2 separate regions of the Homo sapiens genome follow, and region 2 is linked to region 1. Evidence: chromatin loops called from intact Hi-C (ENCODE). Cell type or tissue: A673. All regions are shown on one strand. Each heading gives the region's core, and the rest is flanking DNA. Links, peaks and the distances in the headings are about the cores only.

What was found. A loop is a pair of places that touch in the nucleus more often than their neighbours do. Peaks named below come from ENCODE experiments on the same cell type or tissue, not always from the same donor. Only the 100,000 strongest peaks of a DNase experiment are listed, where the experiment ranks them.
Region 2: it touches region 1 in a loop (2.9-fold over the local background); 1 of 110 quality-filtered maps calls a loop at or near these places.

The regions. Positions count from the first base shown.
Region 1 is chr1:157,959,598-157,967,536 of GRCh38, forward strand. No RefSeq gene overlaps it. Among named protein-coding and RNA genes, the nearest start is that of KIRREL1, 30 kb to the right of the region's middle. In A673, for the core only: a CTCF peak has its summit at 4,219 (motif pointing right); DNase peaks (open chromatin) are centred at 2,964, 4,244, 6,144 and 6,604; H3K27ac peaks cover 3,068 bases.
Region 2 is chr1:158,325,539-158,333,477 of GRCh38, forward strand. It overlaps CD1B (CD1b molecule), which reads right to left and starts at 5,993. Exons shown (of 6, transcript NM_001764.3): 1 at 5,825-5,993; 2 at 5,258-5,524; 3 at 4,314-4,592; 4 at 3,832-4,110; 5 at 3,383-3,476; 6 at 2,417-2,719. The coding sequence starts at 5,885. The coding sequence ends at 2,698. In A673, for the core only: a CTCF peak has its summit at 4,461 (motif pointing left); no DNase peak of the experiment used is centred there; H3K27me3 peaks cover 1,801 bases.

The DNA.
Region 1 (7,939 bases), core at 2,018-7,017:
TAAGGTTGACAGGGTGCGGTGGCTCACAGCTATAATCTCAGCACTTTGGGAAGTCAAGTCAGAATTGCTTGAGCCCAGTGGTTCAATACCAGTTTGGGCAACATAGTGAGACCTTGTCTCTCCAAAAACAAACAAAATTAGCCTGGTGTGGTGGTGTGCGCCTGTAGTCCTAGCTGCTTGGGAGGCTGAGGTGGAAGGATCACTTGAGCCCGGGAAGTTGAGACTACAACGAGCAGAGATCACGTCACTGCATTCCAGCCTAGGTGCTGAGTGAGACCTTGTTAAAAAAAAAAAAAAAAAGAAAAGGAAAGAAAAAAGAAAAGAGAAGGGAAGGGAAGGGAAAGGAAGAGAAAAGAAGAAAAGAGAAAAGAAAAGAAAAGAACAGAAAAGAAAAGAAAAAAGAAAAGAGAAAGGTAAGGCCAGTGGAATCAGGCTGACCTGGGTGGAATCTTGACTCTGTCGCTGTGTAACTCTGGGCTGGTCATCTCTGAACTGTTTTGCTATAAGTCAGTAAATGATAGCTATGCTTATTATGAAAAAATAATGTCCTATTTTATCAAGATTCCACAGGCACAGTTGTTCAGGAATGGGAAGAACCTATATGGCCACTTCAATGGGGTCAGAAAGTAGTGAAGCTCCTGGGAGGAGGTAAAATAGTGTCATTTACAGGACTCAGCAACACCTATACATTGCACAGGTCTGGGCACCTAGAGGTTCCAGAGCCCCTTGGGAGAAGGAGGAAAGAAGAGGATATCACTGTCAGGCTTTCTGGGGCTCCACCGAGTTAAACACACATTAGAACCCCTGATGCTCCAGCTAGCTGAACAGGTGGGGAGTCTGCCCTAGATACACCCTTAAGTTTTGAGAATAACAAAGCTAGACAAAACACAATGCAAGCTTCCAGACCTTCACAGTCCTCTGTTCAGTACTCCAAACCTCAGAGCCCTGAGACTCATGGTGTCTAGGGTCTTCATATTATATCCACCCCTGTCTAACCTCCGAGGAGAAGGCCTAAATTTTTTCAGGGCTTTTTCCTCCCTCTTTATCAAAAGCTACTCATTGGCTCCTCATCCTCGCTCTCAGGAAAGCAACACTAGGGAATATACTCTCATCAGGGTGGCACATCAAAGAACTGTGGGATCTCCCTTGCTGCCTCCCACCTAGAGGTTAGAAAGCTTCCCTGGGAGCTGGAAGTTCTCACATGACAGAGTTCTAGACCATGAAAGCAAAGGAGATGTCTGCTAGGGATTTTCTGGAAAATCTTTTGCTTTCTTGACATAAGTAACAGGAGCATTTGATGCCAACTCCTTCCTTCTTTCTGCCTTTAATAGTTGTGTGACACCTGGAGTTGCAGTAGCTATCTTGTGGCCTCAGGTGGCGGTCGTGAGGATCAAGATGCTAAAGATGATGAAGATGATGTTGGAGCCTGGGTCCTTGTTTATGCTGTTGAGATGACATAGACTGCCTGTGTCTGAAATGGTTGTGCATAAACAATAAATGCTCTTTTGTCAAAAGCTAATGTTAGCTGAGTATTCTATTTCTTGCAACCAAAAGCATTTCCAAGGGATAAAATTGGGTAGGCTAGTGATTGAAACATGGAGTATTAGAGAAAAAGAGGCTTAGAGCCAGGGAAACCAACTTGTCCTATTTTGCCCAGGTAGTGATACAGGTAGTGATCAAGACATTGGACCATAAGCCAGATTCCTGACTCTAAATCCAAGGCTTTGTAGTCATGTTGCAAAGCCATGTAAATGTATTGTCCTTCCCAGGAAACAAAATTACCAAAATTGGCCAGGCACGGTGGCTCACGCCTGTAATCCCAGCATATTGGGAGGCCGAGGCAGGTGGATCACCTGAAGTCAGGAGTTCAAGACCAGCCTGGCCAACATGGCAAAACCCTGTCTCTACTAAAAATACAAAAATTAGCTGGGTATGGTGGTGAGCACCTGTAATCCCAATTACTAGGGAGGCTGAGACAGGAGAATCTCTTGAACCCGGGAGGCAAAGATTACAGTGAGCCAAGATCATGTCTTTGCACTCCAGCCTGGATGACAATAGCTAAACTCCATCTAAAAAAAAAAAAATTATCAAAATTACCCCGTTCCATTTGAAGGCATGTGACTCCCTGCGGCTCCTAATTGGAATCTGCTCCATTCTGGCATACAGGACATGGCTTCTGTGACGCTGATGCATTTAGAGGAATGTGGCAAAGCCGTGCCTGTGAAGAGCAAAGCTGGAGGGAGCAAGACCACCTCCTGGCTTCTGGAACGCTGGGACTGTGTCAGAGCCTTCATTCAGGAGGTGTTGTAGCGCATGTGATGATTGGCTGCCAGTATATTCATGTTAATATAGGTCAGTAGTCCCAGGACATGAGGGGACAATGAATCAGCCCGCTCCCTTTCATGGTTTCAGATTCAACAAACGCTTACTCAGGCTGACTGTGAGTTGAACACTGGGGCTGGTGGTTTCACTCATGTTATCTCACTTAATTTTCAAAATAGATGTGTGAGGCAGACACGACTGTATTATGCCCACTTTACAGATGAAGAAGAATTCCCTGAAGACACACAGCTTGGTAACTCCAAAGTCAAAGTCCTCTGTTCTTTCTATTTTATGTGTGTATTTTTCCCTTCTGTATGACCTTCCCTTCCTTTATGCTCAGTCCCCTTGGCCATTCCCCCTCTCTGCACTCTTCTCCTGGCTCCCATTCACCAATCTGCTTCTCCTGCCTTGAGCCTTGCTGACACAGGAGAGCAGATGCCAACTGCTGGCTGTGGCTGTGCCTGTAATATGTGACTCTTAGCCATATGAACCAGACTCTGGGTGACCTCACAGAGAGACACTGAAGCTAGGGTTTGCGTGGAGAGAAGAAAGTGAGATCTCTCCTAAGCACTGACTTTAATATTTCACACTCTGGCATGAGATGAGTCAGAGCTTTCAGATGCCCTTGCAGTACATTCCCGGCTCAATAGCCACACCCCCAAAGTATGATATCATTCATCCACACTAATCTGTGGATTGATAAACCACACTGATACTCGGTTTCCGCATCTGTCAAATGAGGTGGGATTATTTACTGCACATGTCACTATGGGAGAGTACGTAACAGAAACCAGTCAGCAAGATCACCCTCATTCTCTGGAATAAAGGGATAGTAGGCTGGGCATGACAGCTCATGCCTACAGTCCCAGCACTTTGGGAGGCTGAGGCAGGAGAATCACCTTAGCCTAGGAATTCGAGACCAGCCTGGGTTACATAGCAAAACCCCGTCTGTACAAAAATATTTTTTATATTAGCCAGGCATGACACCTGTAGTCCCAGGTGTCATGGGACTGAGCTCGGAGGTCAAGCCTGCAGTGAGCTGTGATTGTGCCACTACACTCCCACCTGGATGACAGAGTGCTCTCTCATAGATAGATAGATAGATAGATAGATAGATAGATAGATAGATAGATAGAATTTTATTCCTAGTAGCCTCTTCCTACAGGCTTTCCAGGAGCTCCTGCCACCTCCATAGGACAGGCAGGGAGGTCTTCAGTGCTTCTGTTTGTGATCAAAGCCAAAGGGCACCATGCCCACTGCCTCAGACCTCCCCCAGCTCTCTGACCTACCCTGGGAGGGTCTGGTTTGACACTCTGTGGGGACTTCACCCCTTGGGAATCAACCGTCTTTTCCCTTTTGTAATCCATTTTCTTCTCAAAGATAGTTATCTGTACCTGCTTCCTTTTATTTTATTTTATTTTTCCTCCAGGAACCTATCATATTAGCCACCTGCCTACAGGAGAGAGTGAAAGGGATTGGATTTAGGAGGGAGAGGTGGACGGTATGTGGAAGTAAGAGAGAGACATGGTAAAGAAAATCCCAGGCCAGGCTGTGGCTCACGCCTGTAACCCCAGCGCTTTGGGAGGCCGAGTCGGGCTATCTTTTGAGCTCAGGAGTTCAAGATCATCCTGGCCAACATGGTGAAACCCCGTCTCTACTAAAATTACAAAAATTAGCCGGGTGTGGTGGCGTGCACCTGCACTCCCAGCTACTGAGGAGGCTGAGGTTGGAGAATCGCTTGAACCCGGAGGCGGAGGTTGCAGTGAGCCGAGATCGTGCCACTGCACTCCAGCCTGGGCGACAGAGGGAGGCTCTGTCTCAAAAAATAAATAAATAAAATAAAATAGAAAGAAAATCCCGCCCTGGCAGTTAGGGCAGCGGGTGCCTCCTGCCAGCAGATGGCAGCACCACACCACAGAACCACAAAACCTGATGAGCACTGAGCGGAGAGAAGGGGAGAAGCAACCCAAAGTGTAGGATGTTTGGAGTGGGAGTGCAGAGTTGACAGAGAAGCTGTAACAGGAATGCACAGCAGAAGAGCCAGCAGGGAGACTGCCAGATGCAGGGTCTAGACTCCAGAGTTCCATCCTGGGATGGAGTCTGCAGGATCTGGTCCATCCATGCTAGCATCCAGTCCTTATTTCACCTGCTATTTGGATGACTTTGGACAAGCCATTTCTCTGCCGTGAGCCTTAATTTTCTCACCTGTAAAAGGAAGCTGTCTCATCAGCTCAGGCTGCAGTAACAGAACGCCACAGGCCAGGTGGCTTAAACAACAGAAACTTATTGCCTTATGGTTCTGAAGGCTGGAAGTCCAAGATTAGGGTACCAGCATGTTAGGTTCTGGTTCCTCTCTTCCTGGGTTGCAGGCAGCTGCCTTCCTGTTATGTCCTCACATGGCCTTTCCTTTGTGCGCGTGAAAGGCAAAAGAAGGAGAGAGAGAGTGAGAGAGAGAGAGAGAGATCTGATGTCTATTCTCTTCTTATAAGGACACCAGTCCTGTAAGGATTAAGGCTCTACCCCTATGAGCTCAGTTCACCTTAATTAACTCTTTAAAGGCTCTGTGTCCAAATAGTCACACTGGGGTTAGGGCTTCAACATATAGATTTAGGGAGGACACAATTCAGTCAGTAATAGAAACTCACAAGAATACCTACTTGACAAGGTTGTTATGGGAGCACATAAAAACGTGTGAATAAGGTAACAAACCATATGGCTCTGACCACTCTACGCAGTGATTAGAAACCTGTTTCAAATTCCCTGAGACCTAGGGAAGAACAGAGCACTGTGCTTAGGAACAACCTTGTTTCTATCTTTTCTCATCTCCCAACTCACCTCAGGCAAGCCCAGGCTTTCCCTTCCTGGAATACAAGTTGCTCAGTATCCTATGCTTCTTCTTGACCATTATAGCAAAACTGCTTGAGACTAGACTTTAGGAAGGATTTCCTGGTGGGCAAGACAGTAAATTATCTCCTGTGTCTTCCCATTGGAGATCTAAAAACTCCAATGGGAAGAGGAAGCCATCTTGCTAAATCTTTCTACCATCTGGGCAACAATTGGTATTGATACAAAGGTAGAAGACCTTATTTAACTGGACTAAACCTCAAGAAGTCAAGCTAATCTCCTTAAACTAGAGGTCTGGGAAACACATTTGGAATCTGTAGGGTCTTCCTGGAAGGTTATGGGCAAGTCAGGTGTGGCTTGGGATGGATCTTCAATAAGAGGGTGGGGCTTGGTGCTTGCACCTGGATTTCCTTTCCCCCTTAACTTGACTCCTCTCTGGTGAGCAGGCCCAAATGCACTCCTCCTCCATCCCAACATAAGTGCCTCTCTCCACTTATGGTATCAGTTAGACTCTTGAGGAACCTTAGAGATGTGATCACCTGCTTCCACTGTCTTTGGGGCCTGGGGAACATGTGGGACAGAGAAGAGAGGCCATGGTGTGATGCTGAGGAAGTCAGCCTGACAGCCATCTTCATGAGCATCCTCCTATTATCACCATCATCAACAACAGCCCATGTTCATTTAACTCACTGTGGGAAAGGCTCTGGGCTAACTTTCATGGGACCATGTTCACTGGGGTCTGAGTCCTGGTGCTGAAGGAGCACCTAGTCTAGCCAGGGGAGCCGGCTAATCAATGGCATGTGTAATGTGCTTCATGTGTGCATGGTACTTTGCAAGTTTTCAAGAACTTCATGGAGGTCGTGAACGTAGCTGAAGTAGTGTAAGAAGGCTTCATGCAGAGATGGGCTTTGAGCTGAAAGCTGAATATTAAGTAGCAGTTAGACAAAAGAAGAGAAGGGCAGGCAGGCAGGAGGAGTGCCACGAGCAAATTCTTGGGGAGCGGGGGAGATATGTGAGATATCAGCCCCCGTGGCGCTGCTGAGATAAGTAATGAGTGATAAGACTGGGAAGGAATGGGGACAGTTCCTGGAGGATCTTGAATGTCAGGCTGGGGCATTCAGATTTCCCCACTAGGCCCCGGAGAGCTAGTGAAGCTGGAGTCTGTCCTCGCTCTGCCTGGAGCTAAGACCTAGCATTTTCAGACCATTCTCTTAATACCTATTTCCTTCCCTCACTGTCTCCCCAAAGGTTAGACTGGGGACTAAAATCCTCCTGTGCTGTAACATCAAGCTGACTTAGAGCAGACGGCCTTTCTACTGGGGCCTGCATCCAGAGGCCTCCACTTCCCCTCCCCTCCCCGGCCTTCACATTCCAATTCCCCGGCTGCGAACTCATGTGAGATCATAAGTCACAGTACCATAAACCACTCCAGAGTGTGTAATAAGTGAATTATTTACCAATGACCCTGGCTAAATGTTCACAGGGATAAATGATTAAGCCGCAGATCTGTCAAAAAGTTCCCATAAATAAGTAATTCTGTGCCGCCTTAATGGGCTTTGTAAATTACTCATTCATGCCACTGCTGGATCACTCTCTGGGGTAAATTCCTCACACCTGCTGATTTACTGCTGAGGTCTGCACACGGTGATACAAATTCTGCTAGCCAGCTGGGCAGACACCCCAGGTGCCAACCCACCTGGCTGAGCCCCCAGGGATGAGGATACCAGAAACAAAAAGTCTCCCGCGTCATCTGACAAAAATGTGGGGTCCAAGGTGGGCTGACCTTCTGGGCCACTTGGAGTTTGTCCTGCAGGGCAACACTGCAGTGTCAGAATCCTTCTCCTACAGGCATCCATTCAGTGAGCATGTACTTAGCATGTCCTGTGTCCTAGGCTCTGTGTTAGATGCTTAGACCCCAAAGACACAGAAGTGTGCTCCAATGGGCTTGGTCACGGGAATGAAAGAAGACTGGACATACAGTGTAACTGATGCCATAGCAGAGTGCTACTTGAGCCCACTGGGGGAATATCCAGGACAGCTGGAGAAATTGAGGAGATGGCAAAATATGGGGTTTGAGTTTCACTTTGTGCTAAAAAAGCCTCACTCCAATTCAGTCAAGATGGGCTGAGCCCTGTTGCTATGATAGTGAACAGCCCTACAATTTCAGTGGCTTACAACCACAAAGGTTTATTTCTCATTATGCAATCTGGAGGGTCAGTTGAGGGCTCTGTTCAACCCCATCATCATCCTCCCCCTAGGACCTGGGCTGATAGCACAACATCACCTAGGTTATTGCCAGTCGCTGTGACCAAGGGAAAAGAGAACATGGCAGAGCATAACTTGGTTCCTAAAACTTCTGGCCAGAAGTGACACTTCCACTCACATTTTATTGGCCAGACAAAGTCCCATAGTCATGCTTTAACTCAACTGAGACAGAAAATTCTAACCTGGGGAAAGAGAGAAAAAAAAAAGGATTTGTGAACAATCTTAATGACTACTCCACATGCAAATTCTGGTCCTGTGAATCTAGGAACTGCTGTGGACTGAATGCATGCATTCCCCAAAACTTTATTTGCTGAAGCCCTAATCCCCAATGTAATGGTATTTAGAGGTGGTGCCTTTGGGAGGTGATTAGGTCATAAGGGTGCATCCCTCATGAATGGGATTAGTGCCCTAAAATACACAAAAGAGATTCTCTCTCTCTCTCTCTCTCCACCATGTGAGGACACAGCAAGAGATCCAGCAAGAAGCTCAGAACCCATCTGCTGAAGCA
Region 2 (7,939 bases), core at 1,856-6,855, 370 kb after region 1:
TCCATGTTTAATTGTAGAGAAGTTTATAAATATTTTAATTATTAGTTTATTAGTTTTTACTTCTAAGATATATCTAGCTATCTGTCTGGACATACATTTTATACACACACACACACACACACACACGCACACACACAATTTCCATCACACAGAGAAAAGCTTTTCTGGTGATCTCAATCTTTTTTTATTGTGGTAAAATACACATATATAAGATTTACCATTTTGCCATTTTTAAGTGTACAATTCTGTGTTATTAAGTACATTCACACTGTTGTGCCACCTTCAATATAACTTGTACATATGTAAAATGTGTAAGAGTTGAGACCTATTAATCTAGTAATGAATGAAGACCATTAAGCATTATATGCCTCTTGTGAGATATACATAGTATAATAAAACCTGAATCTGAGCACATCACAAATCTATTTATTTATTTTTTATTTTTTCTTGAGACGGAGTCTTGCTCTGTTGCCCAAGCTGGAGTGCAGTGGCGCGATCTCGGCTCACTGCAAGCTCCGCCTCCCGGGTTCATGCCATTCTCCTGCCTCAGCCTCCCTGAGTAGCTGGGACTACAGGTGCCCACCATCATGCCCGGCTAATTTTTTTTGTAGTTTTAGTAGAGATGGGGTTTCACCGTGTTAGCCAGGATGGTCTCAATCAACTGACCTCGTGATCCGCCCGCCTCGGCCTCCCAAAGTGCTGGGATTACAGGCGTGAGCCACCATGCCCGGCCCACAAATCTATTTATATATAGTAAATAAAGAGAACAAAGGGGCATGTTAAATGACATTATAGCTATGTAATCAGCAAAATCCAAACTGTGGATGATTTTACAAGAAGAATGATGAAATTTCTTAAAAAACAAATTCTAGGATAAAAATGAGAGAAGAATCCTACAGATTAAAAACGGTTTATGAAACATCAACTAATTTTAATGCATGAATCTTATTTTTATTCCAATTTAATGAATAAACTGTAAAAACAATTCATGAGACAATTGGAAAAAATTTGAATGCTGAACAACTATATATTTAATGATATTAAGAAATCTTTTATTTGGGGATGTCATAATGTAATTTCGGCTATATGTTAAAAAAGTCTATATGTTACAGAAAGACATGTTGAAATAGTTAAGGATGAAATGATACAATATCTAAAATTTATTTTAATCATGAGTTGATAATTTTTTCAAAACTGTCTAATGAGCAAAGGATAGTTTTTATACTGCTTTATGTTTGCACATATAAAATTATTATTATTATTATTATTATTTTTGGAGACAGGGTCTTGCTCTGTCACCCAGGCTGGAGTGCAGTGGCACAATCTTGGCTCACTGCAACCTCCACTTGCTGGGTTCAAGTGATTCTCCTGCCTCAGCCTTCCAAGTAGCTGGGACTACAGCCATGCACCACCATGCCCGGCTAATTTTTGTATTTTTAGTAGAGACAGATTTTTGCCATGTTGGTCAGCCTGGTCTCAAACTCCTGACCTCAGGTGATCCACCTGCCTCGGCCTCCCAAAGTGCTGGGATTACAGGCGTGAGCCACCACGCTTGGCCCCTATAAAATTATTAATTAATGGACCAGCGCTGGCTGGTCCATTTTACAGAGTGCAGATTGGTCTATTTTACAGAGCACTGATTGGTGCATTTTACAAACCTCTTGCTAGCTACAGAGCACTGATTGGTGTGTTTTTACAGAGCATTGATTGGTGCATTTTACAAAACTCTTGCTAGCTACAGAAAAGTTATAGGAGTCCCCACTCAACCCAGGGAGTGCAGCTGGCTTCACCTCTCACTATGACCCTTTAAAAGCTAGACTATAGCTGTAGTAAGCCAAGGGTGGTTTTCTCCAAAGGAGTTTGGAACAGAAATAAAGAAAACATAATATTTTTTGGCTAAGTGGAAACTATTTTAGCAAGATGAGGAGAATCTACAATATCAACTAAAAAGAAAAAAAAATGGAAGAAAGTAGATGACTCTGAAAGAAAACACTTAACTTGGCAGTTACAGCAACTCAGATAGTTTTTACTGAGAAAATGAATTTGCAGCTAAGAGATCTTGCCAGAGATCTACAAATAGGGAACACTGTCCTCAAGGAACTTACAAAGAGAAGGGGAGGAAAAACAAAAATAACTCCAATGCTGTGAGTAAAGTGTAAAGTGGATCTCTGCATAGTTCCTTTTATTATAGCACTAGGAAAGTCTTCCTGAGGAAGAAACATCTCAGCTGAGCCTTCAGGGCTAGAAATTCATCCAGGCAGAGACAGAGAAGAAATTACATCCAAAAGGCTCTGCATCTCTGCAAATACAGTGATTCTGGCATAATTATATTTGGTTTTCTTTGACAAATGATATTTAACCAGAAGCAGAAAAAGAAAAGTTTTAAATTAGGAAGCCAAAGGGAGTCACCATTAAGTCATATGTATTATATTTCATTTATTTTGAGACACATTTTTTCTAACATTTTAATGTGTGTAAAATCAGGGTGAATCACACTGTTAGTACAGTCTCATAATAAATTTACAGTTTTAAGTACTTTTTTGCTGATGTTTAAATAATAATTTATTTTAAAATACATGAAAACTCTGATTTCATCAAATTTGAAAATCATTTGAAATATGATAAGATTGACTTTTGGGCTGATATCTTGGGCTTCTTGGTACTTATTGCGAATGGGAGAGGAGACATGATGATGGCTCATGGGATATTCTGATATGACCTGTTAAAAACAGAAGAACAAAAGAGCTCCACATAAAAGATGTTTGTACACCCATGCTCATAGTAATATTATTCATGATAGTTAAAAGTGAAAGCAACCCAAGTGTCCATAGATAGACGAATGGATGAACAAAATGTGTTATACGCATATGGTGGAATATTGTTCAGTTTCAAAAAAGGAAGGAAGCCCTTTCATATGCTACAATGAGGATATTACGCTAAATGAAATAAGTCACAAAAAGACAAATATTTACAATTCCACTTATATAAGGTACCTAGAATAGTAGAATTCATAGAGACAGAATGTAGAGCTGTCCTAACCAGGGCCTGGAGAAGAGGGGAAATGGGAACTTGCAGCGTAATAGGAATAGAGTTTCAGTCTTGCAAGACAGAAGAGTTTTGAAGATTGCTTGCACAACAATGTGAACACACTTAACACCACTGAACTGTACACTTAAAAATGGTAAAGATGGTAAACCTTATGTTATGTGTATTTTAACAGAATTTTTTTTAAGTCCACATAAAACGAATGGGAGTTTGGGGAAAGGATATGGTGAAAGGATTGAGGATAAACAATTTTTAAATAGATAAAATGGTAAAAAACAGTGGAAGGGTGAACAGAAAAGACATATTAAAAAAAAAAACAACACCACCCACAACTCACCGGCGCCTCATATACCATAATGCAAGGCATAGCAAAAGGAGCAAGGAAGGCACTATTATTGCCAAAACAATTGAGCCAATGGAGGTGGGGTTTCCTGGCAATTGAGAGAGGACAAAAGGATGTCACTTCAGATACTATACACAGAATTCCTTGGCCTTCCTTTGCCCACCTACTTCCAATGTATGGTCATTTCCAACTTCCTCTCTCATATTCCTGGCCACCATATATCCATCCTTTGATCCCCTCTACCCAGTTTACAGGTCCTTAATTCCTACATTTTTGATAACTTGGATTATCTATTTTTACTCCTGTTGGGATTGGGGTCAGGGAAATCAATCAATCAATCTCTCCCTCTTTCATCTCTCAAGCTCTATCCTTCCCCAGTGCCTCCCTCTATGCCTGAAGATCACTTCCTGGCATTTCCAGCCTGGGTCCCTGCTATTTCTTACTCCAGTAGAGGATGATGTCCTGGCCCTCTAAACTGCTGTGCTTCACCCGACAGGACAGGCCAGCCGCCTCCCCATCTGCCACATCCAGGGTTGCTCGGAGATACCATGTCCAGTTAGCATTGGGCAGGATGTCCCCTAGCTGAGTGCCCTGCTGCTCCTGCTCACCCCGCATCCACATCACCCACACGGGCTTTGGGTAGAATCCTGAGACATGGCACACAAGCTGCAGACGGCCAGGTCCAGGACTGGGGCCACTGGACAGCCAGGCCTCAGGCTTCACTAAGGCAGGAAGGAGAAAAAAAAGTGTCATGTTATAACTCGAGTTCAGAGGTTATGAACTCAGAAACCTACAAGCTTGGACAGCGACCCCATTCACTCCTTTGGGAACCAAATAACTTGTTATTTAAGCTCCTATCCTTTGATATCTTCCTACTCTTGATCTTAGAGGAGGTGGTGGGAAGTGAAATAACAGCAGGACTAACCTTGTCTTTGCAGATCTGCTTTTCCTGCATTGAGGACGCCCAAGAGATATCGGGGGCAGGTTTCATAGAGGAGAATTCTCACAGTTTCCATGATACCTTGATATTGTATGATTAGTGCACAGAATTTCTGTGCCCTGCTGCCACCTTCTGGGGAAGGCACACATGAAGCATTCTTGACACTCAGGAAATCCAATCCTCCTAGAGCTCCCCTCAGGAAGCTTACTATGGCACCTCCAGAATGTAGCTCACAGCCTGCTATGCCCTGGATCTCAAAGGGGTCTATGTAGAGGGAAAAGAGAGCAAGTTATTAAACACAAATAAGAAAAAAAGGCATGAGAAAAGAACCTAGGATTTTAGATTTTGGTGGGGATAAAGTTATTTGGTGTAAAATGATGATGAGCTAAAAACTAATGATAACATTTAGACATTTTCAGAAACAAGAGCATTGAGAAAAATGTGCATGCCATGAAGACAAAGGTATGTGATAAAGGAGTACAGTGAGTATGAAAGGAGAGGTGAGGCAGAGCGTGGTGCAGTCAGGAGTGCAGCATTCCAGAGTGAGTGGAGGTTCCCAGCAAGAGGAGGGTGCGGGGAGGAGATGATTGAAAAGATGGATTAGGGGAGAAAGCCACACGTTAGATCACTCAGGCACAGGGTAGGAGAAGTAAGGGCCCTTGAGGAGAAGTTTCACATAAGACAAACCAGCAGCTGGTTACAAAGTGGAAGACAGTCTGAGAGTAAGAGAAGAGTGCAGAGGCAGCAAGAATCTGAAATATGAGGTGTGATGGTGTGAAGCTGGAGTGAGAGACTACTCAAGAAAAGCATGTGCGTGCATTTGGGTAAAATAGAAAGGAAGGGAGAAGCATCAGAGAGAGCAACACTTTGCAAAAAAGAGAGAAAAGAGAGTCCTTGAGACTCTTCCCAGTTCGGTGGACTAGACTCACATTTCATCTGGAAATCACCGGCAAAGTCTTGTACTTCTCGAGCGAATCCAAAGATGTAGACTCGGAATATCTCCTCTAACTCAGCAACCTCCTTATCACTAAAGTTACCTTTAGACCAAGGCTTCAGGAATATGGCAGTGCCTGAGTCGCTATCCCAGCCATGAATCTGCAAATCATCCAACCAGCCTGAGCCTTGAGTTTGTGCCCAGGTACTATTGGTAAAGGACGAGGTCTGGATAACATGAAAGGAGGTCGGCCCCTGGAAGGCTGTGAAGAGTGGAAAAGCAAGATGGTGAAGATAAAGAGAGAAGCAGGAGACAATTAGGAAGAATGGGAATGAAAATGATTTAGAAAACAAGAACCTAGAGTCTAAAGAACACAGGAAGTCTGACACATTTGACTGCCTTAAGGCTTCAGGTTCTAGTCCCAACCACCAGAATGGTTGAAGAGGGCGGGAGACAGAAAGACCCAGACCCTTAGTGTCCAATTGCACCTAGGAAAGCCCTGCTTGCTTTTTAAAATCCAAACCCCTGCACCAGTGCTGGGAGCTGCCAGAGTGACTCTTACCATGTTCACTGTTACCACCAGGAAAGAGAACAGCTAACAGTTGAAATGGCAGCAGCAGCATTTCACTGGGAGATGCAACTTCTTACTGGCAGAGCTGGTATTTGATCTCCAATTTCAGCAAAGCTTTTCCTCAGTACCCTGTAGTGACTTCTTCTCTCTTCCAACTGCCAAATCTCTTCCTCATCCAAACTGCTTTTCAGAGAAAAATGTGCCTCCCACAGCCCTGAGCCTCTTACCTCACCTTTTATTTCCCTCAAGCCCTGATTTTTAGAGTTTCTCTTACCCCCTGACTTCCAGCCGCTCTCCCTGTCCTCACCTTCCTTCATACCTCCTTGGAAAAGCCCCCATATGATTCTGCATTTTCATTTCTCCTTCCTTAGCCTTTATTCCCACATCTATAGGATAAGATGGTGATATTAAGCAATTGCTAAGCTTTTAGTCTGCTTTAACCCAGAAGGATGCTTTTAGTTTATCCACCTCACTTAGTTTCTCCCCCTCCCAGCTGCCTTATCTTCTCTGGCACTCTGTTACTGCCTCTTCCCAATGTTTTCAATGTCTTCTCTTTCTTATATTGCCCTCTTTGTCTGGTGTTCCTTACCCCACATTCTAAACTGGCTGTGAGTGTGTGTGTGTGTGTGTCTGTGTCTGTGTGTGTATGTGTATGTGTGTGTACCGATATTCACTTACATAAAGGCAAAGCATTTAAAACATTTCCTGTACTATAGCACTACAAACCAAAATGCCAGAATCAAATATAATAAAGACTGAAGTTTATAATTCAAACAAAATTATACTATAGCAATATTTGAGGGAAAAAATGACAATTGCTGCTAGCATGTGACCTTCTCTTCAGGAGCTCTTGGCCTATGGAGTTTTGAGTAACAAATATTCATGACATAAACAGAACTCTAGGAGCTATGCTATGTGCACCTCCAGCCTAAGTCAAAGATAACTTTTTGGGTAAGTTGCCATAAGCGGCAGAGCTTTTTTCTTCTCTTGTAATATCTCATAACTGCTGTCTACATTTGGGCATTCATATCACCACATGTGGTATTAATAATAGAGCAAAGAGGTTGCTTTTTTTTATACAAAAAGTTCAGAGATACTTGTTTTAAGATGTCACCTCCTATCTTCTTGTATGCCCATGAAAAATTTTAAGAAGAATTTTTGGATTTTCTCCATTTAGGAAAAAAATCACATATTTGCAGAGATCTATGTATCATGCAGAAATGTGGCAGCAATCGATTCCGAGTAAAGAGGGTTATCACTAACTAATTCTATTATGTGGATAAGAAAATGCAAAGTGAGTAGTGTAGTGTTCTCTATTCCTGGGGACACTACTGGTTCACAACATTAATAAGACTGGTTCACAACATTAATAAGACTAGCCTTCATCCAAGATTATTACTGCCTAATTGATAAATACAGAGCAGCTCTCCAAATTTCAATGTATGTATCTCTTAACAACATTCCCAGACTCCAATACATGACAGAATTGAATCTACTTTTTGGATAACAGCCATAGACAACAGCAGAGACTTAACATTGGCTGTCACAGACATGAACATTACTATTTTTGTGTTTATACGTTTTTTATTTTGGGTAGAACACCCAAAACAGAGCTCAGGAAAAGCTGGTAGACAACCTGGGCTATTTTCCATTAAAATAAGTGAGTTCTTGCAAGACTCCCAAAGTTGAATTGCTACAAACTAAATCTGAAATGTTCCTCATTTTAAAAAATAATCCAAAAGAGTTGGCAGGGCACAGGAGACTATCACAACACTAGCCCCACACTCATCAAACTTTTTTTTTTCTTGAGACAGAGTCTTGCTCTGTTGCCCAGGCTGGAGTGCAGTGGCATGATCTCGGCTCACTGCAGCCTCTGCCTCTTGGGTTCAAGTGATTCTCCTGCCTCAGCCTCCTAAGTAGCTGGAACTGTAGGCATGTGCCACTATGCCCAGCTAATGTTTGTATTTTTAGTAGAGACTGTGTTTCACCATGTTGGCCAGGATGGTCTTGATCTCCTGACCTTGTGATCTGCCCACCTCAGCCTCCCAAAGTGCCAGGATTACAGGCATGATCCACCACGCCCGGCCACTCATCAAATTTTTAAAC